Regions from separate parts of the Homo sapiens genome. Here region 1 is linked to region 2. A link is a loop called in an ENCODE intact Hi-C map of the cell type or tissue named here. Cell type or tissue: CD4-positive, alpha-beta T cell. All regions are shown on one strand. Links, peaks and the distances in the headings refer to the core of each region. The heading gives the core; the rest is flanking DNA.

The links. Hi-C counts contacts between places; a loop is a spot of excess contacts. Peaks named below come from ENCODE experiments on the same cell type or tissue, not always from the same donor. Only the 100,000 strongest peaks of a DNase experiment are listed, where the experiment ranks them.
Region 1: it touches region 2 in a loop (5-fold over the local background); 12 of 110 quality-filtered maps call a loop at or near these places.

Annotation. Positions count from the first base shown.
Region 1 is chr7:129,626,154-129,642,076 of GRCh38, forward strand. All of the region lies in intron 1 of NRF1 (nuclear respiratory factor 1), which reads left to right. Among named protein-coding and RNA genes, the nearest start is that of NRF1, 22 kb to the left of the region's middle. In CD4-positive, alpha-beta T cell, for the core only: CTCF peaks have their summits at 9,574 (motif pointing left) and 9,774; a DNase peak (open chromatin) is centred at 9,568.
Region 2 is chr7:129,576,364-129,592,286 of GRCh38, forward strand. No RefSeq gene overlaps it. Among named protein-coding and RNA genes, the nearest start is that of NRF1, 27 kb to the right of the region's middle. In CD4-positive, alpha-beta T cell, for the core only: no CTCF peak of the experiment used is centred there; a DNase peak (open chromatin) is centred at 6,578; H3K27me3 peaks cover 333 bases.

The DNA.
Region 1 (15,923 bases), core at 5,031-13,030, 52 kb after region 2:
CCTTTATTATTGATTTGTGAAGATATAAGGAAAATTCATATTAAATACTTGGCACATGGTAGCTAACTCATTCAATGTTGCCTTCGACATACAGTAGTTGCACTACTGTCAGAGTCCCTGAGTATCCTGTGTGGCCTAGAACCCAGCATGAGAGTTGTAGGGCTGGTCCGATAAGTACAGGCTGCAGTGGCTCCGATTTTTTTTGCGTTCTGGACATCATTTAGCCAACTGTGAGGCAGTCTAAGTTTGAATTAGGTTTATCTGTAGCCACATCATAAGATTGGCTCATTAAACTTAGAATTGGTTAAAACCTCCAAATCTTTGTCATTGGTGATTGAACTTATATTGGATAAAGTATTTGGATGCAAGGGCACCCTCTAACATATTACATTGTGTGTTACAAGTGTTACATTAAGTCATACTGCGTAGTGCATAGTAGGAGCTGAATGAATGCTGAATTTAATGTTACTGGGTGACTTAAAGGAGCATTTAAACTTACCTACTTTGGTGCTATCAGATTTCTTAAATGCTGTGATGAATACAAAAAGGGGAAGAAGTAGCAACTACACCAATTATGTTGGGCAGATGGATGCATCTTTATTCTCCTTCTGTGATCAGGAAATCAGGTACTCCTTCAGGTAATCAATGGCTGATCACCTTCAGGTTGATGGACAGCTTGCTTTTGATGCTTCTGTCAAGTGTGAGATGTGTATCCATTGCTAAAGTAACAAATGTACATCTAATGATTTTCATATCTACTAGTAGTTTTGGAATTTGCATTTGATATAAAAGACTAGAGACATAGGTGAAGTGGTATTTTTAAAATATTCAAACTAACTAGGTTAGTGTGGTTTCTAATAAGTATTACATGCACATGGTTAAAAGGAATACAGTAAAAAGTGGGTTTCCCAGTTTCCCTTTCTGGAAACCACCACTGCTAGCAGTTTCTTGCGTATTCTTCCACGTAGGCTAAGCAGAAATTGTGTGTTTGTGTCCTTCCCTTTTTAAAACACAAATGATAGCATATATGCATATGGTTCTCCAGAAAGTGCTTTTGTTAATTAATTAATTTTTTGAGACAGGATCTCCCTCTGTTGCTCAGGCTGGAGTGTAGTTAGCACAGTCTCGGCTCACTGCAGCCTCAGTCTCCCCTGCTCAAGCAGTCCTCCCACCTTAGTTTCCCCAGTAGCTGGGACTACAGGTGCCTGTCATCATGCTTGGCCATTTTTTTTTCTTTTTATTTTTTTCGTAGATACAAGGTCTCACCATCTTGCCCAGGCTGGTCTCAAACTCCTGGGCTCAAGCAATCCTCCAAAGTGTTGGGATTACAGGCATGAACCACCTTGCCCAGCAAAAGTGCTTTTTTAAAAAAGAGTAACATTTTGTATCCTGATCCTCAAGACCTTTGTAGGACTCCAAGTTTTTTGTCCTGTTGTTGATAGGGCACCAAATTCCATAGCTTTCCATTACAATTTGATTGTGTGGGGTGCATTTCCAAGAGAATTGACTATTATATATAGTCTTTTGTGAAAGAATTGTCCTTATAGGCTGACTCAGTTTCTACCAGGGAAATAAAACTAATTTTAATTCAGGTCACTTATTTAGAAAGCAAGTAAAGAAAAACCCATCAATTGAAATTGATTTAACACATTATCTTGGTATTGCTTGTACCCTTTTCATGGTTGCTAAATGAATGACTCATTTTGATTATATTGACAGCAGAGCTAAATAAATTATTTCAAGAGCCTGGTAAGTAGCATAGGTCTAGTTTAGGAAGAGCAGGAATGCCCAGGAATAGAAGGACTCTGGCAATCATCACATTCTACCTTGGATTATTATTTGTGTTTTTTTCTCTCTTACTGTACTATAAGCCAATGGTTCTTTTTTTTTTTTTTTTTTTTTTTTTTTGAGACGGAGTCTTGCTCTGTCGCCCAGGCAGGAGTGCAGTGGCATGATCTTGGCTCACTGCAAGCTCTGCCTCCTGGGTTCACTCCATTCTCCTACCTCAGCCTCCCAAGTAGCTGGGACTACAGGTGCCCGCCACCACGCCCGGCTAATTTTTTTGTTTTTTTAGTAGAGATGGGGTTTCACCGTGTTAGCCAGGATGGTCTCAATCTCCTGACCTCGTGATCTGCCCGTCTCGGTGGTTCTTAATCTTTGCTCTCCTGACCCTTTTACTCTCATAAAAATTATTGAGGACTCCAAATATAATAGCTTTTATTTATGTATGTTATAACTTTTGATACTATATTAGAAATTAAAACTGAGAAAATTTAAAAGTGCTTAATTTAAAAAATAACCCTGTACATGTTAAAAAGTTAATATTTTAATTATGTTACTATTTTATGAAAAACAACTTTTTCAAAACAGAACACTTTAGTGAGAAACATTATATTTTACAGTTTTTGCAAATCTCTTTAATGTCTGGCTTAAGAGAAGACAGCTGAAGTCTCATCTGCTTTTGCACTCAGTCTGCTGTAGTATGTTGCTTTGGTTAAAGTATAAAAAGAAGATCTGGTCTCATACCAAATATGTGGTTGGAAGAGTATTTTAAGAGCCTTTTCAGATAATTGTGGATATTCTTTGATATATTAAAACTCAGCAGTGGTAGTTTCTTAAAGATGAGTTGCAATGTGAAATCTGAAATGGTAACTACTCTTACATTAAAACCTATTGGTTTATCATGCTCTATGAATGGATATTTTAACTGATGCATGATTTTGTAACATCATCTATTGGTAATTTGGAAAATATTAATTCATCAAGTTTATGGAGATCTTTCAAATATTGACACAAAAATCACATTCTTTAACATCACCACCAGTCTCATCAGAAAAGGCTTTTAAGTAATGGAAAACTATTAGACTCACTGTAGCAGATACAAGTTTTCCGAAATTCTAATTATCACTTCAAATATCAAATTTCCATCATTGGCAAAAAATATTGTCAGTTGTTTTCCTTGAAGTGACAGACCCACTTTTAATTTTTGAGAAAATGTCTGTCAAATACCGAGGTCTGAAGAACAATATAGTTTGTCTGTCAGCCACTCTTTGGAGTAAAAATTGTATTCCTTGTGAAAAAAAGCAGCTAATTCAGCTTACAACATAAAACATAGCACACACGCTTTTTTTTTTTTTTTCCTGAGATGGAGTCTTGCTCTTGTCACCCAGGCTGGAGTACAGTGGCGCAGTCTCAGCTCACTGCAACCTCCGCCTCCCGGGTTCAAGCGATTCTCTGCCTCAGCCTCCTGAGTAGCTGGGGTTACAGCTGCCACCACACGCCTGGCTGAATTTTGTACTTTTAGTGAGACGGGGTTTTGCCATGTTGGCCAGGCTGTTCTCAAACTCCTGACCTCAGGTGATCTGTCAGCCTCAGCCTCCCAAAGTGCTGGGATTACAGGTGTGAGCCACTGCACCCGGCCCGCACACACGCTTTTTGAGACAGCCATTTCTGAATGCAGCAGAAAGCTGAATGCAACACTTCTGAATGCAACAGAAGCGCTTTATGCATACTTTCCATTTGTTACGCAGAATAGTAGAAAGACATAACTCTGGGGAGAAGAGTTAATAAAATTAATAATATTTACTCTCATCAAGCACATTCTTAAATAAAATGGACTTTTTTCTCCTTTTTATCGTGAGCACATGAAGGTGAAAGATATAATGGCTACTAGTATAGTTTTGTGCTGTTACCTTAAATTGTGCTAAGTGTCAGTAGTTTTACCCCACCATTGCTTTTGCATCATAAGTGTAAATATAAATGCATTGAGAAAAGGCAAATAGCATCTTATTTATTATGAAAATAATTTTGACCTCATTGATGACTTGAAGAATCTCAAGGACCCCCAGGGTCCCATGGTTTACTTTGAGAACTGCTGTTAAGCTATTTGAGGGTCGAACTAATCATCCTAATATCCCCTTTCAGTTCCTGGTCCAGAACTTTACACAGAAAAGGTGCTCAAAGGATATTTGTTTAATGAATGTGGTATGCTGACATTTAAACAGGACAAAACTTGGTGAGTAAAATTAATGTAGGCAGTCTCCCATCCATTCAGGCAGCTTTTCCATAGACGTTTGTGAGAATAGAGTGAACAAATGGAATGTGGATGATATACACTTGGTAAATGCAAATGATGAAATAAAAGAACAAAATATAAGGTGATAGTACTTACAGAGCTAACAGTCTGAGCCTTGCCTGGGTCCTATTAATGAGTCTTCTACTTTCTGTGTCTTTAAATTTGTAATGGTCTCTTAGAGAGAGGGTCCTCAACTAGGATGGATCTGATCTGAAAAGCAAACATTCAATTTAAATTTCAATAGTTCTCTGCTTGTGCTTGATCTAGTAATGTCTTTTCAAAAGGGATTATAGAAGGTGAATGTTAAAACAAATCATTTTGATTTTCCATAGTGAGTTAAGAAATACATTTTGTTGTTCCTCTTCTGCTTTCTAAGTAATATGTTGGGCTTCTTTCTTGTTTTGTCGTTGTGAGGCATAGTCCGAGGAAACCTTTGTTTTCTATAAATCCTGATATTCTTTGGATTGGAAGAGGCAGTTTCCTGAATAAGAAAGAGTCTGACTACACTGGGTAAATTGTCAGATTATTTTGTCCTCACAGAAGTTAAAGTGTAAAATTGGGTGAGGGCATTGCTTTGAAAGAGTATTTTTATTTATTCTTTTAAAGAAAGTAGATTAATAAAAAGATTGATCAGTTCAAATACCTGGAATATTTAAACCAGTTTTATGTTAACCTAAAAAAATTATTTTGTAGGCATTTCGAAGTTTGACCTCCTTTTTGTCCTAAATTGATTTTAAATCAGTATCAAATGCTGAGGACCAGTAAATGAAACACTCATATGTTGTTTTGAGCAAAATTTTTTATATTATGAAAATATTATAACTTTGAAGTTGATACTTAAAATACTTGAGCCAAAGTTTCTGCCTTTATGTGGGACATTTTCATGAGCTTTCTTATATCAGTTTGCTTACTTACTTTTCATAGAGTTGAGCGAGACTATAGCAAGAGACCCAGGGACATCTTAACATCCTTGAATATTTCTGAATCTTTCTAAGGAATTTGATTTAATTTTTTTTTTTTTTTGAGACAGGGTCTTGATTTGTTACCCTGATGTGATCACTGCTCACTGTAGCCTTGATCTCCCTGACTCAAGCAGTCCTTCCACCTGAGCCTCCTGAATAGCTGGGATCACAAGCGTGCGCCACCATGCCTTCCTTCTTTTTAATTTTTTTGTAGAGATGGGGTCTCCCTATGTTGCCAAGGCTGGTTTTAAATTTTTTCTAGAAACGAGGTCTCGCTATATTGCCCAGGCTGGTCTTAAATTCCTAGCTCAATCAGTTCTCCCACCTTGGCCTCCTAAAGTGTTGGGATTATAGGTGTGAGCCATGGAGGCTGGCCAGGAACTTGATTTTCAGGGAGAAGCCTATTCAGTGTTTCCTTGGACTTCCTCAGCCTGGTTTTATCATAGCATATTATAAGATGATAAACTGAAACCATCTGATTTGAAATCACCAACCTGGGAAATACCAGTCAGAAATTAATTCTATTTTTATGACATTCTTAAAAGACTGTTTAAAACTGACCAAAGTAAAAAATCTTCTTTTAGAGTTATAAGTGTGTAAAAAAAGGCATATTCAAAATAATGTATATATTTAAGTTTACTGGACAGATTTAAATTTGTGTTCTTTGTGTAAGGCATAGATTGGAATGTTTGCTACAGGTATTTTTTGGAACACGGATTTCAGATTGCTGTTTGCTTATAAATATGCATGACTGCTGACCTTCAGAACTGCTTTAAATTTCTCAAAAAATTTTCTCATTATATGCCAGGCTTAGTGGCTTGTGTCTGTAATCCCAGCTACTTGGGAGGCTAAGTCAGGAGGACTGCTTGAGGCCAGTAGTTCGAGACCAGACTGGGCAACATAATAAGACTGCATCTCTAAAAAAATTTTAAAAATTAGCTGAGCGTGGGTAATGTGCACGTAGTCCCAGCTGCTTGGGAGGTTGAGGCTGAAGGATTGCTTGAGCCTAGGAGTTTGAGGCTACAGTGAGGTGTGATCATGCCACTGCACTCCAGCCTGGATGACAAAGGGAGACCCTGTCTCTTAAAAGAATTTTCTTATTATAATAGATACATTTATCTCTGATTTACTCAGTACTATAACCCCATTTAAGTAGTTTGAAGAGATTAGGGTTAAGTCCTACTGTTTTTAGTATGACTACAGTAGTTGCCACTTTAAACAATTTTTGAAATACTTTAGGCATAAAAAAGGATATAGAACAATATAATAAATTCCATATACCTACTACCTAAAGTAATAAAAATCACAGTTATTGTTGAAGCTTATTGGGCACCCCTTCCCCATCCTAGTCCTCTCCCTTCCCAGCTGTGACCATTATTCTCAATTTGATATTTATTCTCTCCCTGCATTTTTACAAACTTTTTCTGTATATATATATGTATCCACTGAAAAAAAAAACAATGTTTGGATTGCAGGGAAAACTAAAAAGTGTAATATTGTTTTATATGTTTTTAAGCTTTGTATAAGAGGTTAAACTTTATTGGTACATGTAGTTATAGTTTACTCACTTTAAATGCTGTAGATATTTGATATAATGGAGTGTGAAAGTAATACATGTTTTTTGTAGGGAATTTTAAAAATAAAGGGAAGTATGAAGATGATAAAAATTTGTAGCCCAGCTATCCAGAGATACTACAGTCAATATTTTGGTTTTTTCCTTTGCTTCTTGTCTTCCCACTTATGTATGTATTTTTTGGTACCCTTTAATATAAAAGGGACCCAGTTTTAAGGATTACATAAAATTGCAAAACAGCTACATAAAGCCTGTAATCCCATTTTAATTGATTCTTAGTTGAAAAGGGGGAAAGAAAATGAATGAGCATTATATATCAGACATACTTGGTAAATTTACTACCTATACCAGATATTGATAGTCTATTTCTTAATATGCAAACACCATAGAAGTGGCATCTGGAAAGAGGCTGTATTACTGAACATGCTTTTAAATTTATATGAGATTTTTCTAGTAAACAAATTTTCCAGATAGGTGATGCTTATCTTTTTAAACGTTAAATACTGTTTTGGTTTTAACCATTTTTTATGGGAAAAAGGAAAATAAAAAGCCTACAAGTATTTCTGTGCTCATTAAGCCAGAATACTGTGGTGTGCTTATAATTTTATCTTTTCTTGGCAACTTGATGTCACTGTGGAAAGCACTGATTACTGAACTGTGTTGTGACTTCTTTTGTTCTAGGTGCCTTTGAACCCTTGTGCACTTTTTAGTTAGATCTTTATTAACATGCTATGCCACTGCAGGGAGGGAGCAGGAAAAGCATGATACACAATTTAAGACAAGTGCCACCATAGGCTACTGTTGGCAAACAAGAGCTCCACCAAACTTTTTAAAGTGAAGAAGCAACAGTCTGAGCCATTTTTCTCACCAGTGGCAGGAGGGGGAGACTTCCACCAGCAACATGGAATCTTCAGTGGATGCAGCTGACCAACCCTCCTGACTTCTCAGTCTTTTCCCACCACTGCTCACCCTTTATGTTCAGATGTATTCAGCACTAGATAACCATACTTATTAACTATAAGTGATGTGTGTGTGTGTGTATGTGTATATATATATAAAACTGTACTTTAAGAATAAATATATATAAACTATATGTGTAACAAATTTATAATATATAAACTATAAATCTGTGAAAGTATTCAGCATTATATAACGGCAGGCTGTGGTGATTTAGATTGGTGGAGCTCCTGACCATGCCTGAAAATCCCTGTACCCCACTTTGACCGTGATTTTTTAAGGGAATATTGTTTTTTTACATCTGTATTTAAAAAAAAAAAAAGATATATATATATATATATACACACACACACACACACACACACTTTATTTTTTAGAGCAGTTTTAGCTTTACAGAAAAATTGAGTGGAGAGTATGGAGAGTTACCATATTCTCTCCTACCCATTTCCTTTATTAATATCTTGCTGTTGTGTGGTAGATTTGTTACAGTTGATGAACCAATATTAACAGAAGTCCATAGTTTACATTCAAGTTCATTCTGTGTGTTTGTGCAGTCTGTGGATTTTGACAAATATATAATCATTCAGAATGGTTTCACTAATCCAGAAGTCTCCTGGTGCTCCTGTCTTCCCTCCTTTCTCTAACCCCTGACAACTATTTTTTTTTACTGTCTCCATAGTTTTGCCTTTTCCAAAAATGTCCTATGGTTGGAATCATACAAATGTAGCCTTTTCAGATTGGCTTCTGTCACTAAGCAATATGTATTTAATGGCTTGATAACTTTTCATGGCTTGATAACTCATTTCTTTTTAATGCTGAATAATATTTCACTGTATGGATGTACCACAAGTTGTTTATCATTCACATACTGAGTAACATCTTGGTTGTGTTCAAGTTTTAGCAATTGTGAATAAAACTGCTGTGAATATTTATTTGTGTGCTGGTTTTTGTGTGGACATAAGTTTCAGCATATTTGAGTAAATACCAAGGAGTGCAGTTGTTGGATCCTATGGTAAGACTATGTTTAGTTTTGTAAGAAATTGCCAAACAGGCTTCCAAAGTGGCTGATGTATATATTTTCAGGTTGCTCGTGTGTTTTTCAAAAACACCTTACTCAGGTATATTGATGGACTGCTTGCCCTGTGATAGGATTACAAGTAATTGAGGTCTGTGGGGCTGGTTGTCCCTACATAAATAATACCAGCTGGTTGTACTTCGCTTGTTCTTGTTTGCTTTCTCTTTTCTTTATCTATTTTTTTCCTTTTCCATGTGTTTTTACTCTCTTTATCTTGCTTTACCAGTTCTGCTTTGTCCTCAGAAATCAGAGGACTGCATTTGTTGGAATAGTGTATAAATTTAAAAGGCAAAATAAAACAAGTCCAAGTCCTTTCTCAGGGTCTCTAGGCGGTTGGGGATGGTTGAGATTGTAGCATTAAGTAAGGTATTGTTGGAGCATTAATTTGACTATATAGAATATAATCTTCAGAGATGGGAAAAGGGAAACAATACGTTAATAAAACTTGCTTTCCTTTGTAATTTGTTAATTATAGGGCAACTGTATAAAATGTTTTAAGACTATGATAGCAGAAGAGTTTTGGTTTTTTTCCTACCTTTCTCTGGGAGAGCTTTTCAGCTTCTACTGTTACAGTTTTTGTTTGTTTGTTTGTTTTTTAAGCACACCACCTTTGGGAGTGTTACAGTTCTTTAAAGAGGACCGAGCCTTTGCTTAAGGCTAGCTTCATACTGTTTGTATAATTCTGTTTGTATGTGCATTTGTACATACCCCCAGCTGCAGCAGAATATCAATAGATTCTGTTCTCCCAGGAGAAGGGCAAGGACTGTATCCAATCTTATCTGGGGTATGTATCCAAATGACCTAAGACAGTCTTCCTAATAAACACTTTTGGACCGCAGGGTTCAGACTCTCCTGGGGTGGAATCTTTTTTTGTTACCTTTCTTTCTGCCTGCTCGTTTAAGTCAGGATGCATGCAAGGCCCACGTCTCCAGTGCCCCCAAGTGGTTGTCTAGGTTTTGCAAGAGGACATCTAGTGATGGGAGAACTCACTGCTTCCAGCCACTCTGTCTATACACCCCGTTAGAAAAATGATCTGTTGACCAGAATTTTGCCATAATTTCCTACCTTTTTTTTTTATTAGGGTCACAGACTTAATCTAATTCCTCTTCCTCATAATGGTCTTTTAATATTTTATGAGAGAGATTCCTAAAGTCCTTCTTTAGATTTAAACACCTCTTATTTTTCTAACTATTCATTAATTAAGCATTTTCATAGTCCCAGTGAAATGTAACGGGCTTTTTCTCGTATCTTTAAAAGTGGAGTGCCCAGGGCTAAGTACAGGAGTGGTCTTTGTTCACATTGTGCATATGTTGCTTGTCATGTGATACTTTTTTTTCCAGACTAAATTTACTGTGAGCCAGTGTTTCTGAATCTTTTTACTTTCTCTGTGATGATGACACAAGTCTCCATCATCCTGTTTTTGTTCAATGGATTGTGGGTTTTTTTCCTTTTTTTTCAAAACAGAGTCTCACTGTGTTGCCCAGGCTGGAGTACAGTGGTGTGATCTCGGCTCACTGCAACCTCCATCTCCTGGGTTCAAGCGATTCTTGTGTCTCAGCCTCTCAAATAGCTGGGATTACAGGTGTGTGCCCCACACCCGACTAATTTTTGTATTTTTAGTAGAGATGGGGTCTCACCATGTTGGCCAGGCTGGTCTCAAACTCCTGACCTCAAACTGCTGACCTCAGGTGATCTGCCTACCTTGGCCTCCCAAAGTGCTGGGATTACAGGCGTCAGCCACTGCACCTGGCTTTTCAATGGGTTTTTTTAGAACAAAGTTTAGAATGATATGTTTATGCCTGTGAACATTTATCTTGTTAGATTATGCTCACTAAGCCATTGGGGTGTTTGGGGAATTTGATCAATGTATCTTTTCTGTCTCTTTTCAGTTTCGAAAACTATCCCTCTGCTGCTGCTTTTCTTCCACTTGTCTTTTCTCAATAGCTGATTCTAGTTTGTGTTGCTTCGATAGATACGTATGGCTAAACATAAACCTTAGACAATAGAAAAACGTATTCATTTGCAAAGCTGCCAGGGTGTTTGGAGTGCTTGAATCATATTGAACTTCAAGAACCATTATGTTTCTTTGTCTTTTTGACAGTTATTGGAGCCAATTTGTGTGTTTTCAGTTTCTCTTAAACTTTCAGTATGTATTTGAAAAGCTTGCAGGCCCCAGTTACTGTGTCTATAATGCCTAGTAAGTAAAATGACCCACAGACCAGTCAATAAGACAGGGCTTAACAGGAGAGTAATCCTTGGTCCTCAGTTTCCCAACTGTACAGTGAAATACTTGGATTAATCACCATGTTTCCACTTGTGCTCTGGAGTTCTGAGTGGTGAGGAGGATGAATGGCTTTAACTCTCTGCATTCCCATACCCTTCAATAGAAGAAATTCCACTGTTACCTTACATTTTGAGGTTCTGTACAGGATTCTGCTTAAAGAAAAGGCTCTGCTGAAAAAAAAAAAAAAGAAGAAGAAGATTCATTGGAAACCCCTGCAAAAAAGCAAGGAAGAAAATGGCTCCCAGAGGACACTGGGCAGCTTGGAAAGTCTGTATGTGTCCCTGATTTCATGAGTTTGGAGGCCTCTGGTATTTCATTTGGTAAAAAGAAGAAGAGCTTATGCTGTTTGTCTTTTCTTTCTCAAACCTGGACATAACAATGGTTATAAAAGTAATCACAGTCTTATTATTTTGAAGGGAGAAATAAATCTATAAAGCAGAAATAAAGTTTTTATAATCCATAATTCTATTTTGCATAGATAAAAAGTATTCTTAATAGTTTTAGTATATCTTTTGAAATTATTTTGTTTGTCCACAACCATATTTATTTACACTTAAAAAAATGAGACCACACTCATTCTAGCAGATTTTATAACCTGTTGTTTTCAATTTCCATCATTTTATGGATTTTTTTGTGTGTCAATACACATAAATCTATTTCATCCTTTAAGACAAGCTTATCCAACCCGCAGCCCACAAGCTGCATGCGGCCCAGGATGCCTTTGAATGTAGCCCAACACAAATTCATAAACTTTCTTAAAACATTATGAGATTTTTTTGTGATTTTATTTTTTGTTTTTTTTTTTCTAAGCTCATCAGCTATCGTTAGTGTTAGTGTATTTTATGTGTGGCCCAAGACAATTCTTCCAACGTGGCCTGGGGAAGCCAGAAGATTGGACACCTCTGCTTTAAGGCTTCTGTGATATTTCTCTGTACCAAGAGTTAATATTCCTTGTTGCACAGCACATGGAGTCTATTCTAAAGTAGACTCTAGTTTTTTTTGTACATTGCTACTGGCACAGTTTTTTTTTTTTCAATAGTTCACTCTTTTTGGGGGTTGTGATATGTGGTGTTTTTTTCTGGTTGCTTCCTTTTCCTCTGGTTTGACTACAGATCAAGACCTGTGTTATCCCAGTCAAGCTACAGATACAGATTGCCCTTTTCTTTCAGACAATAGCTCTAATTTAATGTCCCCTTTCATAGTTACAAGTCTGTTCTTCAGAACAAAATCTTGGCAGCCAGAATTATACTTGACACTTTATTCCAGCATATTACTGCTGGCGAGAAAGACGGTTGACTTGTTTTGACCCAAGTGAGCTTAGTTCTAAGAGACTAGGAAGGTGGATGATGAGCAGCTTTTGGTGGTTTGACAGCCAGCTGCAGGACATCCATTGTGGCCAGGACCGAGTAGCTGCTGATAAATGTGGGTATGGTAAATTACATTTGATGGCCTCTTTTCCCCTTCTGTTTTTGAGAATTTTATCAAAGATTACACTGAGAAAGTGGTATTGAGAAAAATATTTTTTATTCTTATGGGATAATTATTCTCTTCTCTAGCCTATACTTCTTGTAAATGGCAACATTGGTAGTAGTCATGGAAAAATTTTGGTGATTGGTTTTTTTAAACAGGAAATATAGTGTAAATGTTATTTAGGTAGTTTTGATTTCTTTAGGAACTTAGGTAGCATTTCTCCCCTCCTTCTGTGAGTTTAGTGATATCTTTTATAGACTTAAATTCTAAAATGGAGATGTTATGCCTAGTTTTAGGTAAAGGCATTTTAATTTTATGTTCAATTACTTTCTAAATTTTGCTTTAGTCTTGAAATATAATATGCTTTTTTACTTTAACATCCTTGTGTAGGATTCTAATTTGATTTTTTTTCCTTCTTACTACTGTGCCTCTAATTTTGATTATATGGCATCTTTAATTTTCTAAGTAATTCAAGATACAGTTTATCTCAATGAATTAACTCACAAAGTAAATATGGGAATTTTTTTTGGGACAGGTTCTCACTCTGTCCCCCAGGCTGCAGTGCAGTGACACAGTCTCTGCTTACTGCAGCCTCGACCTCCATGGCTTTACTGATCCTCCCTTCTCAGCCTCCCGAGTAGCTGGGATTATAGGCGTGCGCCACCATGCCTGGCTAATTATTGTGTTTTTAGTAGAGATGGGGTTTCACTATTTTGGCCAGGCTGCTCTCAAACTCCTGACAATTTATGGGGATTTTGGTTATTTGATCTTGACTCTTCCATATATACTTGATTTCCAGTAATTGGCGTGGTTCCAGTTTTACATTTTGTTGTTTCCTTGTTCCTAAATTTATATAAATAATAATTTGTACAGATTTTCATACCTTTTAAAATTCAACTTAAAATAATTTTTATAAATTGGTTTAATACAAACATAGAAATGGTGTGCCCAACTCTCCATTTTCCTTAAAAAGTCAGCCCCTTGTCCCCACAACCCTTTTTTTTTTTTTTTTGCGAGATGGAGTCTTGCTCTGTCGCCCAGGCTGCAGTGCAGTGGCATGATCTCAGGGCTCACTGCAACCTCCACCTCCTGGGTTCAAGCCATTCTCCTGCCTCAGCCTCCCGAGTAGCTGGGATTATAGGTGCATGCCACCACACCCAGCTAATTTTTGTGTCTTTAGTAGAAACAGGGTTTCACCATGCTGGCCAGGCTGGTCTCGAACTCCTGGCCTCAGGTGATCCGCCTGCCTCAGCCTCCCAAAGTGCTGGGATTACAGGCGTGAGCCACTGCGCTCTTCCGCCCCCCCTTTTTTAAAAAAAGTAATATTTTTCTCTTTCCATCTACTGAAAATGGGAATGGATAGTTAGCTAAACAATTTAATATAGGTGAAGAAGAACATAAAGTCAGTTGAACACTCTGGCGCTCACAGAATACTGTAGCTTCACAAGACTGCTTTGGCAACTTTATAAACTGCATTTATTCCTGTGGCTGAGAATCATGCTGTCAGACCTCTCAGTTTGTGGGAATCAACTCTCAAAGTAGCTATTGTATATTATCTAAGGCAGTGATGGTGGGGTTGAGGGTTGAGGGAGCAGGAGATGTATTAGAGGGACCAGGATGGGTGGCTGCAGGTACAATTTGAAAAATCAATTCAACACACATACCGTTTTATAATACAAATTCACGGCTGGGTGCTGTGGTTCATGCCTGTAATCCAAGTACTTTAGGAGGCCAAGGTAGGAGGATCGCATGAGCCCAGGAGTTTAAGACCAGCCTGGCAACATAGTGAGACCTGGTCCCTACAAAAAAATTTTTTTAATTAGCTGGGCGTGGTGGCTCCCGTCTGTAGTCCCAGCTACTCTGGAGGCTGAGGCAGGAGGGTCCCAGGAGGTCAAGGCTGCAGTGAGCCATGATTGCACCACTGCACTCCAGCCTAGGTGATTGAGTGAGACCCTGTCTCTTAAAAGACAAAACCCAAATTTACCGTACCCCCAGTAAAACCCAAATTTTGGCTTGAAGATTAATTAATTAATAGCTTAATTATTAAGCTATTAATACATAATAGCTTGCATTAGCAGTTAAGGAGCCCAAGCAAATAATGAGTGGAGACTGTGCTCGGGTACAAAGGGTGGGACTCTGATGGAGCAGCTGGAACACTTGATTGAGAAGCAGGAGATAGGGGTTCAAGTTTTGGATTTGCCACCAATTAGAGATGTGACTTTGGGTAACTCACTGGGTCTTTCTTGGTCACAATTTGGAAAATGAGAACATCAAACTAGTCTCCAAAGTCTTAAGCATTTTAGGTTTGCCTCTGGTTAAAGGAATGCTCTGTGGACAGTTGGATTTGACCAGTTATCAAGGTAAGATTATATCTTTGGGAACCAAAGTAAACAGTTCCAGATTTTTCAGCCAGTCTTCATCAGGGTGTTATTTGTACATCCTAACAAATCACAGAGCCGTGGAGACCTTATGATGAATAACCATAAGCCTCCTGGCTCTTCCCTTTTCTTGCCATCCCAGTCCTACTATCCAGAGACAGCCTTTAAAAACTTTTTCACTATTTCTGTTTTTAGCTTCACTTGTGGTTACTTCCATAAGCCTTAATAATGTGTTTAGACTTCTGTTCCTTGATTTATCAACTTTAGATGATACCTGTGAAGTTTTTGATGTGAAAAATGAGAATTTAACTCACTTTTTTACCCCTGTCATTATTTGATATTTATATTACTTTGAAAGTCATTTATTAATTATCTTTATAATTTTAAATGATAAACTTTAATTTTTTGATCCATCAACTTCCTGTAGGGCCTCTTAACTTGCCATTTTGGAAAATGGGATTGTAAATACCCCCTTCACGTCCCTCTTTTTATATTCTACCTTCTGATACCTGTACTCAACTTGCATATTGTCTAGGTTATAAAAGGTTAATATTTTTATTCTGTCTTCCATTCACCACCAAGTATTGTGTGCTTTCCTTTATATTTAGATTGCTGTTTTTATTGCATTCGCTTTCTCTGCCTGCTGTGAACATATGCAGAATCATAAGTGTACGATTACTCAAAATGTTTATGTCTTTTAAAAGCTAAGGAAATAATTTGGTATGTGCTTAAAGACTCAGCTTATTTTATTTTTATTTATTTATTTTTTTGAAATGGAATCTCGCTTTGTCACCCAGGCTGGAGTGCAGTGGTGTGATCTCGGCTCTCTGCAACTTCCACATCCCGGGTTCAAGCGATTCTACTGCCTCAGCCTCCCGAGTAGTTGGGACTACAGGTGCGTGCCACCACGCCCAGCTAATTTTTTGTATTTTTAGTAGAGATGGAGTTTCACCATGTTAGCCAGGATGGTCTCGATCTCCTGACCTTGTGATCCACCCGCCTCAGCCTCCCAAAGTGCTGAGATTACAGGTGTGAGCCACCGCACCCAGCCTAGCTTATTTTATTTTTTGAGACAGAGCCTCATTCTGTTGCCTAGGCTGGAGTGCAGTGGCACAACCTCGGCTCACTGCAACCTCCGCCTCCCAGGTT
Region 2 (15,923 bases), core at 3,271-11,270:
TGGATAAACAAATGTGGTATATACACACAATTGAATAGTATTCACTAAAAGGAAGGAAAATTTAAAAGAAAGGAAATTCTGATGCATGCTACAACATGGATGAAACTTGATGACATGATGCTAAGTGAAATAAGCCCAATGCAAAAGGAGAAATACAGTATGATACCGCTTATATGGGGTACCTAGAGCAGTCAAATTCATGGAAACAGCAAGTAGAATGGTGACTGCCAGGGGCTTGAGGAAGGAGAGAATGCAGAGTTAGTGTTTAATGGGTACAGAGTTTCCGTTTTGCAAGACAAAAAGAGTTCTGGTGAGGGATGATGGTGATGGTTGCACAACAGTGTGAATGTACTTGCTGCCACTGAATTGTACACTTCAAAATGGTTAAGATGGTAAATTTTGGCTTGTGCCTGTAATCCCAGCACTTTGAGAGGCTGAGGCAGGCAGATCATGAGGTCAGGAGATCGAGACCATCCTGGCTAACATGGTGAAACCCCATCTCTACTATAAATACAAAAAATTAGCCAGACGTGGTGGCACATGCCTGTAGTCCCAGCTACTCGGGAGGCTGAGGCAGGAGAATCCCTTGAACCCAGGAGGTGGAGGTTGCAGTGAGCCGAGATCGTGCCACTGCACTCCAGCCTGGGTGACAGAGAGAGACTCTGTCTCAAAATAATAATAATAATAATAATAGGATTTTTTAAAAAAGAAATCTCTTATCAATACTAAAATTCTATAATTCTATTTTTTTTCTTTTTTGAGACAGAGTCTTGCTCTGCCACCCAGGCTGGAGTGCAGTGGCACAATCTCAGCTCACTGCAAAGTCCGCCTCCCAGGTTCAAGCAATTCTCCTGCCTCAGGCCCTCTGAGTAGCTGGGACTACAGGTACCCTCCACCACACCTGACTAATTTTTGTATTTTTAGTAGAGATGGGTTTTCACCATGTTGCCCAGGCTGGTCTTGAACTCCTGACCTCAGGTGATCCACCTGCCTCAGCCCCCCAAAGTGCTGGGATTACAGGCATGAGCCAGCACGCCTGGCCTATAATTCTATTTTTTTTTTTTTTTTTTGAGACGGAGTCTCGCTCTTTCGCCCAGGCCGGACTGCAGTGGCGCTCTCTCGGCTCACTGCAAGCTCCGCCTCCGGGGTTCACGCCATTCTCCTGCCTCAGCCTCCTGAGTAGCTGGGATTACAGGCGCCCGCCACAACACCAGGCTAATTTTTTGTATTTTTTAGTAGAGACGGGGTTTCACCGTGTTAGCCAAGATGGTCTCGATCTCCTGACCTCGTGATCCACCCACCTCGGCCTCCCAAAGTGCTGGGATTACAGGCGTGAGCCACCGTGCCCGGCCCTTATAATTCTATTTTTAAAAAGCAGAAGATATCAGAAATGGGGATCCCCCAGTCCTGACTCAACCCCTTCAACTCTCAAGTAAGGAAACTGAAGCTGGGATTCTTCTGTGGCTTGCAGCTGAATCCTGACTGGAATTGGACCTAGAACCCTGGGAGAATGCTGGGAGAACAGAGGACATGGTGTTTGCCAGGGCCTCCAAGGACACAGTCATAGATAGGGGGCTGTGAATATGGCAACACAGCAGCAGTAAAAGTTAGCTTCCAAAGAAGACAGGAAAATCTTTTTACTGCAGAGGTGACATTTGAGCTGGTAACAAAACAACCATAGGTGTTTGCCAGGAGGAGAAAATGTAAGCTAAAAAGGTAAAAATCTAGGGATCAGTACATATGACCACAGATCAGTACATGTAACACAGAGGGGTGTTTCTCAACCACAAAAGATTATATTGAGGAGAGAGGCCATTTCTCTTACTGTCTCCTGTCTCCAAAGAAAAGGAGGAAACTGAAAAATAACAGACTGATTGGGCGCCACTGGCCAGGCCTGTAAGTTAAAGATTAACCCCCATCCTAATCGCTTGTGCTATCTGTAGACCACAGACAATGAGACCACAGACAATGGTACAGAGAAATGCTTGCCTTGCTTACCCCCACCTAGTCAGGTATCCCACGCTTGCTCAATCTATCACAACCCTGTCACATGGACCCCTTAGAGTTGTAAGCCCTTAAAAGGGCCAGGAACTCTTCTTCAGGGAGTTTGGTTCTTGAGACGTAAGTCTGCCGATGCTCCCGGCCAAATAAAGCCACTTCCTTCTTTTTTTTTTTTTTTTTTTTTTTGAGATGGAGTCTTGCTCTGTCGCCCAGGCTGGAGTGCAGTGGCGCGATCTTGGCCCACTGCAAGCTCCGCCTCCTGGGTTCACACCATTCTCCTGCCTCAGCCTCCCGAGTAGCGTGACTACAGGCGTCCGCCACCACACCCAGCTAATTTTTTGTTTTTTAGTAGAGAGGGGGTTTCACCGTGTTAGCCAGGATGGTCTCCATCTGCTGATCTCGTGATCCACCCGCCTTGGCCTCCCAAAGTGCTGGGATTACAGGCGTGAGCCACTGCGCCTGGCCCACTTCCTTCTTTAACCCAGTGTCTGAGGGGTTTTGTCCACGGCTTGTCCTGCTACATTTCTTGGTTCCCTGACAGGGAAGCGAGGTGGTTGAAGGTTGGCCGAGGCAGCCCCTAGGCGGCTTAGGCCTGCCCTGTTGGAGCATCCCTGTTGGGGGAATCCAGCCAGCTTGAGCGAAGCAGATCCTGAGAGCGCTCCTGGGTAGACACTTGCCCCAGTGGAACGCCTAGTCAGAGCGGTGCCTGGCAGGCCCCCGTGGAGGATCAATGCAGTGGCTGAACACCAGGAAGGAATTGGCACTTGGAGTCTGGACATCTGGAATACGGTAGGACCGGTCTTGGGAACTTGCCCACTGCATTTCAGTGGAAGCGTGGCCTGCCTTTATTGGCACTTTGGTTTTGCTTTTGATTTTGACTTGGTTTGATTGCTTGATGAATGAGCATGCCTTTATCGGCACTTTGGTTTTGGTATTGATTCTGATTTGGTGTGAATTGCTTGACGAGTGAGTTACCTTTTACTCTTTGCCCTTTTTCTTTCCCTTCTTGTGGCAAGAGTGTTGTTTTGTCTCGGAGAGGAAAATGGGTAAAACACAGAGTAAGCCCACCCCGTTAGGGACTATGTTAAAAAAAATTTTCCAAAAAGGTTTTAATGGAGATGATGGGGTTACTGTGACCCCAGGAAAACTTAGGACCTTGTGTGAGATAGATTGGCCAGCATTAGAAGTGGGTTGGCCATCAGAAGGAAGCCTAGATAGGTCCCTTGTTTCAAAGGTATGGCACAAGGTAGCTGGTAAGCCAGGATACCCAGACCAGTTTCCGTACATAGACCTTTGGTTACAGCTGGTTTTAAACCCCCCACAGTGGTTAAGAGGACAGGCGGCAGTTGTACTAGTGGCAAAGAGAGGGAGAATTTATGTAAAAAGAATGTTATATGGTAAATTCTTGTCCTGAAATAAATTAACTTCTTGTTTAAAGAAAGGGATGTTTGCAATAAGTCAGAAAGTTGAGGCATGTCGAAGAATTGTCTGTGAAAGTCGTGAAAGAAAAAAAATGTGCTATAAAAAGCAACTTATGCAAGAAATGCTGTATAATTTCAAAGTAATTAGGCCTCCTGAATGTAAAACTATTGAAGAAACAGTTTATATGCAAGGTGTATAAGGAAAGTAAAATATACTTTTAATAAAAGGATTATAAGGAGGCATAAGAATGTGGATTTTTACCTACATTAAAAGGTTAAAAAAATTTTGTTTTGAAGGTTTAAGCAAGTTTTGAAACGTTAATTGTAAAGGAAATTCTGTGTGTAAACATATTGGCTGAAGTTAAAGGGGTATCATCCAGTTTTTCTGTGACTGGACATTAAAATAAAAACACAATGGGTTTTTCTTGAAGCATTAACCTGCTCTTTAACAAAAATTATAAAAGGTTAAAAAGAGTCTATAAAAATCTTACCTTATGGTCAGACATTAAAAATTGAATAAATATATCTACAAAGTTTTATTGAAACTAAGTTTAACATTAATAACACACTAATATAAAGGTGAAATTTAGCTTATCTGGTATAAAAATCATACAGGAAGCATTGTCAAATAAAAAATGGTGTTTGTCTTTCTTTGGTCTAAAAACTAATAAAAATAGGTGTTAAAGGAAATTTCTCAGTAAGAAGGCACCAAGGACTATAAAGTCCACTGCTGATGTCCCCACATTTACAACAAAAGGTCAATTTCTTCGAAATTATATACTTGGTTTATCTTCCACTTTACTTTCCTTCAAAACTAAAAGTCTTTCAGCACACGTACCACCCCTAGAATTTCCAGTAAACCAGCACCAGCCTGAAGATCACGTTCTCATCAAAGGGTGGAAAGAAGGAAAACTCGAGCCAGCCTGGGAAGGACCCTACCTTGTGCTGCTAACCACTGAGATTGCTGTTCGTACAGCCAAAAATGGATAGACTCATCACAACCAAGTCAAGAAAGTACCACCCCCTCCAGAGTTGTGGGCCATAGTCCCAAGGGAAAATCCTACCAAACTGAAGCTAAGAGAAATTTAACTCTTTCATCTATTCTATTACTTCTGTCCTTGCTCTGTTGCTGACCATCTAGTTATTAACAAAACTAAATCAATTTCACCTCAAACTATTACATTTAATGCTTGCCTTGTTATACCCTGTGGGGACTTGCCAAATCAAAGACAGCTCTCTACTTCAGAAAAGTAACTCTGCCCCTCCTGACTCTCCTCAGACTGGGCATTAGTAAATTGGGACCATTTAATCTGGGGAGATTTTGATAAAGACCCCAGAGTCAACCAGGAGTCTTGTCCCCTGATGTAGAGTTTTTATGCCATAGTTGGTCCAACATTCTGTGGGCCACTAAAGAGCAAGGATGGACTGCCCCAACCGGTTTTTGTAATTTCCTAAAACCATACATTCATTTTACTAGAGGATCATAGAAGTTAAAGACAAAACAAACTTTAGCAATTAAGACAGGATAACAAGATGCAAATGCTTGGTTGGAATAGATCAAATATTCCATCTGCATGTTAAACAAAAGCAATTGTTATGCTTGTGCACATGGCAGACCAGAGACCCAGATTGTCCCCTTTCCACTAAAGTGGTCCTCCAGTCGACCAGGCGTGGACTGCATGGTATCTCTTTTCCAGGATTCTACAGCCTGGAGTAATAAGTCGTGCCAAGCTCTCTCTCTGCTATGTCCTGAAGTTCAGCACCCTGTGGGTCAGCCCCTGAGGGCCACCCAGCTTCTGTCTCCCAACACTAAGTTCACTTCATGTCTCTCATGACAGGGAGGAAACTTAGCATTCCTTGGAGACCTGAAGGGATGCAGTGAGCTTAAGAATTTTCAAAAGCTTATCAGTCAGTCAGCCCTTGTTCGTCCCCAAGCGGATATGCGGTGGTATCGTAGTGGACCTTTATTGGACACTCTGCCGAGTAACTGGAGTGGCACTTGTGCTTTAGTCCAATTGGCTATCCCTTTCACCCTGGCATTTCATCAAACAGAGGGAGGAAAAATAAGACATCGTAGAGCGAGAGAAGCCCCTTATAGGTCTTTTGACTCTCACATCTATTTAGATGCAATTGGAGTCCCATGGGGAATATCAGATAAGTTTAAAGCCTGAAATCAAATAGTTGCAGGATTTGAGTCAATATTTTGGTGGGTGACAGTTAATAAAAATGTAGATTGGATAAACTACATCTATTACAACCAACAGCAACGAATTTTTCATGAGTTTAAAAAAAAAAAAAAAAAAACTCATGTCGGCTCCAGCCCTGGGGCTACCTGACCTGACAAAACCTTTTACACTATATGTGTCAGAGAGAGAAAAAATAGCGGTTGGAGTTTTGACCCAGACTGTGGGGCCCTGGCTGAGGCCAGTGGCCTACCTCTCTAAACAACTAGATGGGATTTCTAAGGGTTGGCCCCCATGTTTGAGGGCCTTAGCAGAAACAGCCCTGCTAGCACAAGAAGCAGATAAGCTAACTCTTGGGCAAAACCTAAACATAAAGGCCCCCCATGCTGTGGTACCACTAATGAACGTCTAAGGACATCATTGGCTAACAAATGCTAGACTAACTAGGTACCAAAGCTTGCTCTGTGAGAATCTCCACATAACCATTGAAGTTTGCAACACCCCAAACCCCACCACTTTGCTCCTGGTATCAGAGAGCCCAGTTGAACATAACTGTGTAGAGGTGTTGGACTCAGTTTATTCTAGCAGGCCCGACCTCCGAGACCATCTTTGGACATCAGTAGACTGGGAGCTGTACGTGGACGGGAGCAGCTTCATCAACCCACAAGGAGAGAGGTGTGCGGGATATGCGGTGGTAATCCTGGATGCTGTCATTGAAGCCAAATCATTGCCCCAGGGCACTTCAGCCCAGAAGGCCGAACTCATTGCTTTAATTTGGGCCTTAGAGCTGAGTGAAGGTAAGACTGTAAACATTTACACTGACTCTCGGTATGCCTTCTTAACCCTCTAAGTACATGGTGCATTATTCAAGGAAAAAGGCCTGTTGAACTCTGGGGGAAAAGACATAAAGTATCAACAAGAGATCCTGCAATTATTAGAGGCACTGTGGAAGCCCCAAAAGGTGGCAGTCATGCACTGCAGAGGACACCAGCGAGCTTCCACCTCGATTGCCTTAGGGAACTACAGAGGAGACTTAGAAGCTCGAAAAGCAATATCCACCCCCTGCCGGGCATCAGTCACAGCCCCCCTGCTCCCTCAAGCACCTGACCTTGTACCTACTTCTTCTTTTTTTTTTTTTTTTGAGACAGAGTCTCGCTCTGTCGCCCAGGCTGGAGTGCAGTGGCATGATCTCAACTCACTGCAAGTTCCGCCTCTCAGGTTCACGCCATTCTACTGCCTCAGCCTCCCAAGTAGGTGGGACTACAGGTGCCTGCCACCACACCTGGCTAATTTTTTGTATTTTTAGTAGAGACGGGGTGTCACTGGATGGTCTCGATCTCCTGCCCTTGTGATTCACCTGCCTCGGCCTCCCAAAGTGCTGGGATTACAGGTGTGAGCCACCGCACCTGGCTGTACCTACTTATTCTAAAGAAGAGAAGGACTTTCTCCAGACAGAAGGAGGGCAGGTGATAGAAGAGGGCTGGATCCGGTTATCAGACGGAAGAATAGCCATGCCACTGCTGCTAGGAGCCGCAGTTGTACTGGCTGTGCATGAGACCACCCACCTAGGCCAAGAGTCACTTGAAAATTTGTTAGGCCAGTACTTCTATGTCTCACATCTGTCAGCCCTTGCCAAAACGGTGGCGTAGCAGTGTGTCACCTGCTGACAGCACAATGCTAGGCAAGGTCCAACCGTCCTGTCTGGCATACAAGCTTATGGAGAAGCCCCCTTTGAAGATCTCAATATAGACTTCACCAAGATGCCCAAATGTGGCAGTAACAAGTATTTGCTAGTTCCAGTGTGTACATACTCTGGGTGGGTGGAGGCCTATCCAACACGAACCAAGAAAGCTCGTGTTCTTCTCCGAGATCTCATCGCTAGGTTTGGACTGCCCTTATGGATCGGCTCAGAAAATGGGCCGGCGTTTGTGGCTGACTTGGTACAGAAGACAGCAAAGGTGATGAGTGTGGATCAAAGACTGGAACGTAGCCCCCTTGCAGCCACGGTGGAAAGGACCCCAGACTGTCATCTTGACCACTCCCACAGCTGTGAAGGTAGAGGGAATCCCAGCCTGGGTCCACCACAGCTGCGTAAAACCTGCAGCACCGGAGACCTGGTAGGTGAGACCAAGCCTAGACAACCCCTGCAAAGTGACTCTGAAGAAGTCGACAAGCCCTGCTCCAGTCACACCCGGAAGCCGACTGGTCCACTCATGGCCGAAGCATGAGGAAACTCACTGCAGGACTCATTTTCCTTAAATTTTGGACTTGTACAGTAAGGACTTCAACTGACCTTCCTCAGACTGAGGACTGTTCCCAGTGTATACATTAAGTCACTTAGGTAGGACAAAAGGTTGCTGCAGTCCTATTATTTTATAGTTATTATGAGTGTACTGGGACTCTAAAAGGAACTTGTTTGTATAATGCTACTCTATACAAGGTATGTAGCCCAGTAAGTGACCAGCCTGATGTGTCCTATAACCCATCTGAGCCCCCTATGACTACCGTTTTTGAAATAAGATTGAGGACTGGCAGCCGGGAAAAAGCTGATATGAGCAAAATAATAACTAGAACAGAAGAGAAAGGAGTTCCCAAACAAATTATCTTAAAATTTGACCCTGTGTGGCAATCAACAGTGACTTGTGTGGAAATAGAATAAGATGTGGCTCTCTAGATTGGGAAAGGGGCTATATAGCAGAAAATAAGTATGTTTGTCATGAATTGGGACTGAATGTAGTGATGAATGTAGTTACTGATCCTGTGTCATTTAGGCCACCTGGAAAAAAAGATGAGAAGGGAAGGACCCTGTCTGCCTTCAAAAAGGAAGGAGTAACTCTTCCTGCACTAGTGGTCACTGTAACCCATTAGAATTGCTAATTACCAATCCCCTTGATCCCTGTTGGAAAACAGGAGAGTATGTAACTCTAGGAATTGATGGAAGTGGACTGGATTCCCGAGTAAATATTTCAGTCCAAGGGGAGGTCCACAGGCGCTCTCCCAAACCAGTGTTTCAGACCTTTTATGATGAGCTGAATCTGCCAGCACCCGAGCTTCCAAAAAAGATGAAGAACTTGTTTCTCCTGTTGGCAGAAAATATAGCTCATTCCCTCAATGTTACTTCCTGTTATGTATGTGGGGGGACCACTATAGGATACGGATGGCCTTGGGAAGCCTGAGAGTTGGTGCCTCCTGATCCAGTTCCTGACACAATTCCAGTCCAGAAGGCCCAAACTAGCAACTTCTGGGTCTTAAAAACTTCCATTATTGGACAATATTGCATAGCTAGAGGAGGAAAAACTTCACTGTCCCTGTAGGAAAGCTCAGTTGCCTAGGACAAAAGCTGTATAACAGCACAGCAAAGACAATCATCTGGTGGGGCTTAAACCCATACTGAAAAGAACCCATTCAGTAAGTTTCCTAAGTTGCAAACTTTTTAGGCCCATTCAGAATTTCATCGGGAGTGGATGGCTCCCACTGGACTGTATTGGATATGTGGGCACAGAGCCTACCCTGTCCATTGGTCAGGTAGTTGTGTCATTGGTACCATTAAGCCATCCTTTTTCCTGTTACCTGGAAAGACAGGTGAGCTTCTAGGTTTCCCTTCCTATACCTCCCGAGAAAAAAGAAGCATAGCCATAGGTAATTGGAAAGATGATGAGTGTCCCCCTGAAAGAATCATACAGTACTATGGGTCTGCCACATGGGCACAAGACAGCTCGTGGGGATACCGAACCCCCAACTACATGCTTAACTGGATCATATGGTTACAGGCTATTTTAGAAATAATCACTAACGAAACTGGCAGAGCTTTGACTATTTTAGCCCGGCAGGAAACCCAAACGAGAAATGCGATCTATCAGAATAGATTAGCCTTAGACTATTTGCTGGCAGCTGAGGGAGAAGTCTGTGGAAAATTCAACTTGACCAATTGCTGTCTGCAAATAGACGATTAAGGACAAGTAGTCGAAAATATAGTTAGAGACATAGCAAAGTGGGCACATGTGCCCATGCAGGTTTGGCATGGGTTTGATCCTGGATCCCTATTTGGAAAGTGGTTTCCAGCTCTAGGAGGATTTAAAACTCTTACAATAGGTATAGTAGTAGTGTTAGGAACCTGCCTAGTGCTCCCTTGTTTGCCACCCATAGTTCCCCAACTACTAAGAAGTTTTGTTGCCACCTTGGTTCATCAGAAAACTTCAGCACAAATGTATTACATGAATCACTATTGATCTGTCTCGCAGGAAGACCTGGATAGTGAGGATGAGAGTGAGAACTCCCACTAGTGAGTGAGGTTCTCAAAGGGGGGAATGAGGAGAGAGGCCATTTCTCTTACTGCCTCCTGTCTCCAAAGAAAAGGAGGAAGTAAAAACTGAAAAATAACAGACTGATCGGTGCCACTAGGCAGGCCTGTAGGTTAAAGATTAACCCCCATCCTAATCGCTTGTGCTATCTATAGATCACAGACAATGGAATAGAGAAATACTTGCCTTGCTTACCCCAACTTAGTCACATACCCCATGCTTGCTCAGTCTATCACGACACTGTCACGTGGACCCCTTAGAATTATGAGCCCTTAAAAGGGCCAGGAACTCTTTCTTCAGGGAGCTCAGTTCTTAAGACACAAGTCTGCCAACACTCCCGGCCAAATAAAGCCACTTCCTTCTTTAACCGCATGTATGAGGGGTTTTGTCCACGGCTCTTACTGCTCCCATATGATGTTAATATGTACTGGTTAAGATTTACGCAAAATGCGCTAATAACGGGAAGCTGGCTGTGGATCTGGGAACTCTGTACTATCTTTATAACTTTTCTATAACTCTAAAATTTACAAAAAAAAAATTTATGGATATTTATTTTTAGAAATAAAGTAAAATAAAATATGTATTTTAAAAAGTAAATAAATCCATAAATAAGTAAATTTTAAAAACAAAGCTTTCAGTAAAATGATACTACTCTTACTGGATCAGAGAGTGCTGTTCCCCTGGAGTCTATGGCACAGCACAGGATGGCCTCTCTGTGTGTTCACTGACCCTGTGCTCACCCAGACTGGGGCTATTTGAAACTAACAGTTCCCTCAGTTTCACCAGAAATCCTCCATGGCTTGGGCCATTGGCAGCAGGACCTGAGCCTGGTCCTCCAAATTCTCACTCATAACGTTGACTTAAATGACATTCACCACCAGTGCCTTACTCCCTACCCCAAGACTCTAGCCTCAGGTGTCTTTTTATGTTCGTTTGTTTTTGTCTTTAGAGACAGGGTCTTGCTGTGTTGCCCAGGCTAGATTCTAACTCCTGGGCTCAAGTGATCCTGCCACCTCAGCCTCCTGGGTAGCTAGGATTATAGGAGCAGGGCACTGAGCCCAGTTTATGGTGCAAATCCTATAGATCCATCAAACTTCAGTCTTGAACTGAGAGGCTCAGGGGACTAGGTTGGAAGGAAGGCTTTTCACAGTATGCCCTTTTGTACCTTTTGAATGTTGGACCATGTCAATGTGTCAATGTACTATCTACTAAAATAAGACAAAAAACACAAAAACAGGGCTGGGCACGGTGGCTCATGCCTGTAATCCCAGCCCCTAGGGAGGCCGAGGGGGTGGATCATGAGGTCAGGAGTTCAAGACCAGCCTTGCCAAGATGGTGAAACCCCGTCTCTATTAAAAATACAAAAATTAGCCGGGTGTGGTGGCAGGAGCCTGTAATCCCAGCTACTCAGGAGGCTGAGACAGAGAATTGCTGGAACCTGGGAGGTGGAAGTTGCAGTGAGCCGAGATAGTGCCACTGCACTCCCAGCCTGGTGACAGAATGAGACTCAGTCTCAAACAAACAAACAAAAAAAAAAAAAAAAAAAAAAAACCCCCCACACACACCCCCAGTCCCCTTTTCTCTGTGAATCCTTCTGACTACTCCAGGGAAGAATGAAGCCTTCTTGCCTCTGGCCTCGTGTTTACTACATTTGGCATTAAGAGTTCCTGCCAGTCAGTGCTGCTGATCACCTTTCCCTGTGTAAATGTCTGGCTCCCTTCCCAGGCTAGAAGTCCCTTAAAGGAGGCTGGGCATGGTGGCTCTCGCCTGTAATCCCAGCACTTTGGGAGGGAGGCCTAGGCGGGCAGATCACCTGAGGTCAGGAGTTCAAGACCAGCCTGGCCAACGAACATGGTGAAGCCCCATCGCTACTAAAAATACAAAAATTAGCCAGGTGTGGTGGAGAGTGCCTGTAGCCTCAGCTACTTGCAGGGGCTGAGGCAGGAGAATCCTTGAACCCAGGAGGTGGAGATTGCAGCGAGCTGAGATCACACCACCGCACTCCAACCTAGGTGACAGAGCAAGACTCCATCCCCACCCCCCCCAAAAAAGAGAAATTATACAAATAGTAAGGATGTGAAAGGTGTTTAACCTCTTTAGTTAACAAGGAAATGCACATTGAAACTACCATGAGATACCACACCCACCTACCAGCATGGCTATATTTAGAAAGACTGACAATGTCAAGTGTTGGCAAAAAAATGTGGACCAATGACAACTTTCACACACTGCTCATGGGAGTGGAAACTGGTGCAAACTCCTTAGAAAACTGGAAATATTTACTAAACTGAACATACACATAGCTGATAATCAAGCACTTCCACTGCTGGGTATTCACCCAACAGAACTGCACATTTATGTGCATCCAGAGACATACACAAGAATATACAGGCATTCTTCATGAATAATACCAAACCAGAAACACCTTCAATGTCCAGAATCATAGACTAGATAAATTATGGTATATTGTACAAATGACTAACAGCTACATAGGATATGGTTACTCTCACAAACTATGTTAAACAAAAGGAGCAGGGTACAAAATAATTCATACCGTAAATTTCTGTTTATATAAGCTTCAAAAGCAAGCAAAACTAATATATGGTGTTAGAAGTCAGGTGTTGAGGGGGGAATCTGGGGTGCTGGTGACATACTACTAATAGTTCTCCTGGGTGGAAGTTTACACAGGTGAGTTAACTGAAACTTCATTGACATCTACACTTCTCATTTGTGTACTTGAACCCGGGAGGCGGATGTCATTTAAGAAATTTAAGGCGGATGTTAAATGTCATTTAAGAAATTTATTAGAGGCGGGGAGCAGTGGCTCACGCCTGTAATCCCAGCACTTTCGGAGGCCGAGGCGGGCGGATCATGAGGTCAGGAGATCAAGACCATCCTGGCTAACATGGTCAAACCCCGTCTCTACTAAAAATACAAAAAAATTAGCCAGGCATGCTGGCAGGCGCCTGTAGTCCCAGCTACTTGGGAGGCTGAGGCAGGAGAATGGCGTGAACCCAGGAGGCGGAGCTTGCAGTGAGCCGAGATCGCATCACTGCATTCCAGCCTGGGCGACAGTGTGAGACCCCGTCTCAAAAAAAAAAAAAAAAAAATTTATTAGAAATACATACTTAAAAATCAATGAGGAGACCCTATTTAATAATCCAGTGGCTGCCAAAATTATGCACAGTGGTTTTCTGAATCTTCTTTTAATTTATTTTTATACATATTTTTTGAGATGGAGTCTCGCTCTGTCGCCCAGGCTGGAGTGCAGTGGCGCCATCTCGGCTCACTGCAAGCTGCGCCTCCCAGGTTCAAGCATTTCTCTGCCTGAGGCTCCTGAGTAACTGGGATTACAGGCACCCGCCACCACGCCGGGCTAATCTTTGTGTTTTTAGTAGAGACAGGGTTTCACCATTCTGGCCAGGCTGTTCTTGAACTCCTGACCTCATGATCCACCCGCCTTGGCCTCCCAAAGTGCTGGGATTACAGGCATGAGTCACCGCGCCCGGCCAGTCTTTTCTTATTGTGAAAATGTCAAATGTAAACAAGAGGACAGCAGAATATTAGAGTAGCTTTCCTTTTTTTTTTTTTTTTCCTTGTAGAGAGGGTCTTGCTTTGTCATCCAGGCTGGAGTGCAGTGACGCCATCTCAGCTCACTGCAACCTTCACCTCCTGCGTTCAAGAGATTCTCATGCTTCAGCCTCCCAAGTAGCTGGGATTATGGGCATGCACCACCATGTCCAGCTAAATGTTTGTATGTTTTAGTAGAGACGGGTTTTGCTGTATTGGCCAGGCTGGTCTTTACTGTCCTCAAGTGATCCGCCCGCTTCGGCCTCCCAAAGTGCTGGGATTACAGGTGCGAGCCACTGTGCCTGGCCTAGAGTAACTTTCCTTTGATGAAATCTGCTATCATTTGTTTCTACAAATCATTCTTCTAAAATACTGTATTCCTTATGAAAATAATATAATCATACAAACAAAATTTCGGAAACTAGAAACAAATAAAACCCCTAACCTCTCCCATCCATTTAAACATAAATTGCTTTATAATTTTGATACATTTCCTTCTAATCTTTCTTCCTCCACATTAATGTATTTTAAAGTAAAATACATTATTTTTCTCATTCAGAGTTTTAGTCACTTTCTCTATAATTTGAAAATAGTTTATTATTTACCCAGCATTTATGGTCATCTCTAAAATACTTAGCACTGTGAATATATGTCAGATAAAAATACAAAGTAAATTTCACTTAGCTGTTCAAAAAATAGCATAATAATATAGATTAAATTCCAAGCACCTTGAAGCAGTTTACACTCTTGATAGTCTTATTTACATAAAGGGGACACTTTTATTTTCTCTACTCTTTAGGTAAGAAAAACATGGCACATGGTTGATAATGAGACTATACCCAGAATGCAAGTTTTCCTATCCAACTTTTGCATTACAGCGGGCCTGGTACCAAAATATCAAATATGCAACTTAAAGTACTCTAACTCATTTAGCTAAGAAATCCTTTCCATTCCCTGCTGTCCAAATTCATCAATGCCTGGTTACTCAGATAATATGAATACACTAGAGTCTGGCTAAAATCTTATTTTTAGGTTCATGCTTGAAAACACCTTATAGATGTGATTATTTTTTCCCTATCTATCTTTCTCTATTATAAAGGTAATAAATCTTAATGAACATATCTTGTTAGACTGGGTTGGATTCCCCCAGAAGCAATCCTGTGGGCAATAATTTTCATGCAATATTTTATTTGGGAAGTGATCTTGGGAACCTCTGTTGGGAATAGGAAAGCGAGACGGGGAAGGGAAGTTAAGCCAACAGAGGGTGTGCAATAGGGCAAGGTTCTGTTGTGGGTGTCGAGGCTGGATCCTGCTGAAGAACTTGGGGAGACAGTGGAGAACTCACTTCACATCGTCCCAACTACGGAGGAAAGAAGCTGGGGTCGTTATCCTTCAACGCCCATCTGACAGTTGACTGAGGACTATTTCTGGAGGTGTAACTCCCCAGCACTTCTGGCCTATCTTTAGCTGGAGAAGAGCCAAAAGAAAGGTACTGTTGATACATTTATCTTGGGAAATTCTCAGTCATTATTGCTTCAAATATTTCTTCTGTTCCTTTCTTCTTTTTCTGGTATTCCCATTATGTGTATTTATACCTTGTGTAATTGTCCCTAAGTTCTTGGATATTCTGTTATTCTTTTCAGTCTCTTTTTCTTTTTTTCTTTTTTTTTTTTTGAGACAAGGTCTGGCTCCGTTACCCAGGCTGGAGTGCAGTGGAGTGCAATGGTGCGATCTCAGCTCACTGCAACCTCTGCCTCCCAAGCTCAAGCCATCCTTCCATCTCACCCGCCCAAGTAGCTGAGACTATAGGTGTGCACCACCATGCCTGGCTAATTTTTGTTTGTTTGTTTTTGTAAAGACGGGGTATTGCCATATTGCCCAGGCTGGTCTCGACCTCCCAAAGTTGTGGGGTCACAGGCATGAGCCACTGCCCGGCCCAGTCTTTTTTCTCCACATTTCAGTTTTGGGGGTTTCTATTGACATATCTTCAAGCTCACTGATTTTTTTCCTCAGCTGTATCCAGTGTATAATAAGCCCATTAAAGACATTCTTCATTTTTGTTACAATGTTTTTTATTTCTAGCATTTTTTTATTCATTCTTGGAATGTCCATCTCTCTGCTTACATTACCCATCTGTTTTTGCATGTTGCCTACCTTTTTCATTAGCACCCTTAGCATATTAGTCATAGTTGTTAAATTCCTGGTCTGATCATTCCAGCATCCCTGCCATATCTGAGTCTGGTTCAGATGCCTGAGTTGTAGGAAAGGGGAAGCATTCTAAAGTCCTACGAGTAGGTCTCAGTCTTTTTTTTTTTTTTTTTTTTTTTTTTTGAGACGGTGTGAAATTTCACTCTTGTTGCCTAGGCTGGAGTGCAATGGTGCGATCTCGGCTCATGGCAACCTCTGCCTCCTGGGTTCAAGCAATTCTTCTGCCTCAGCCTCCCAAG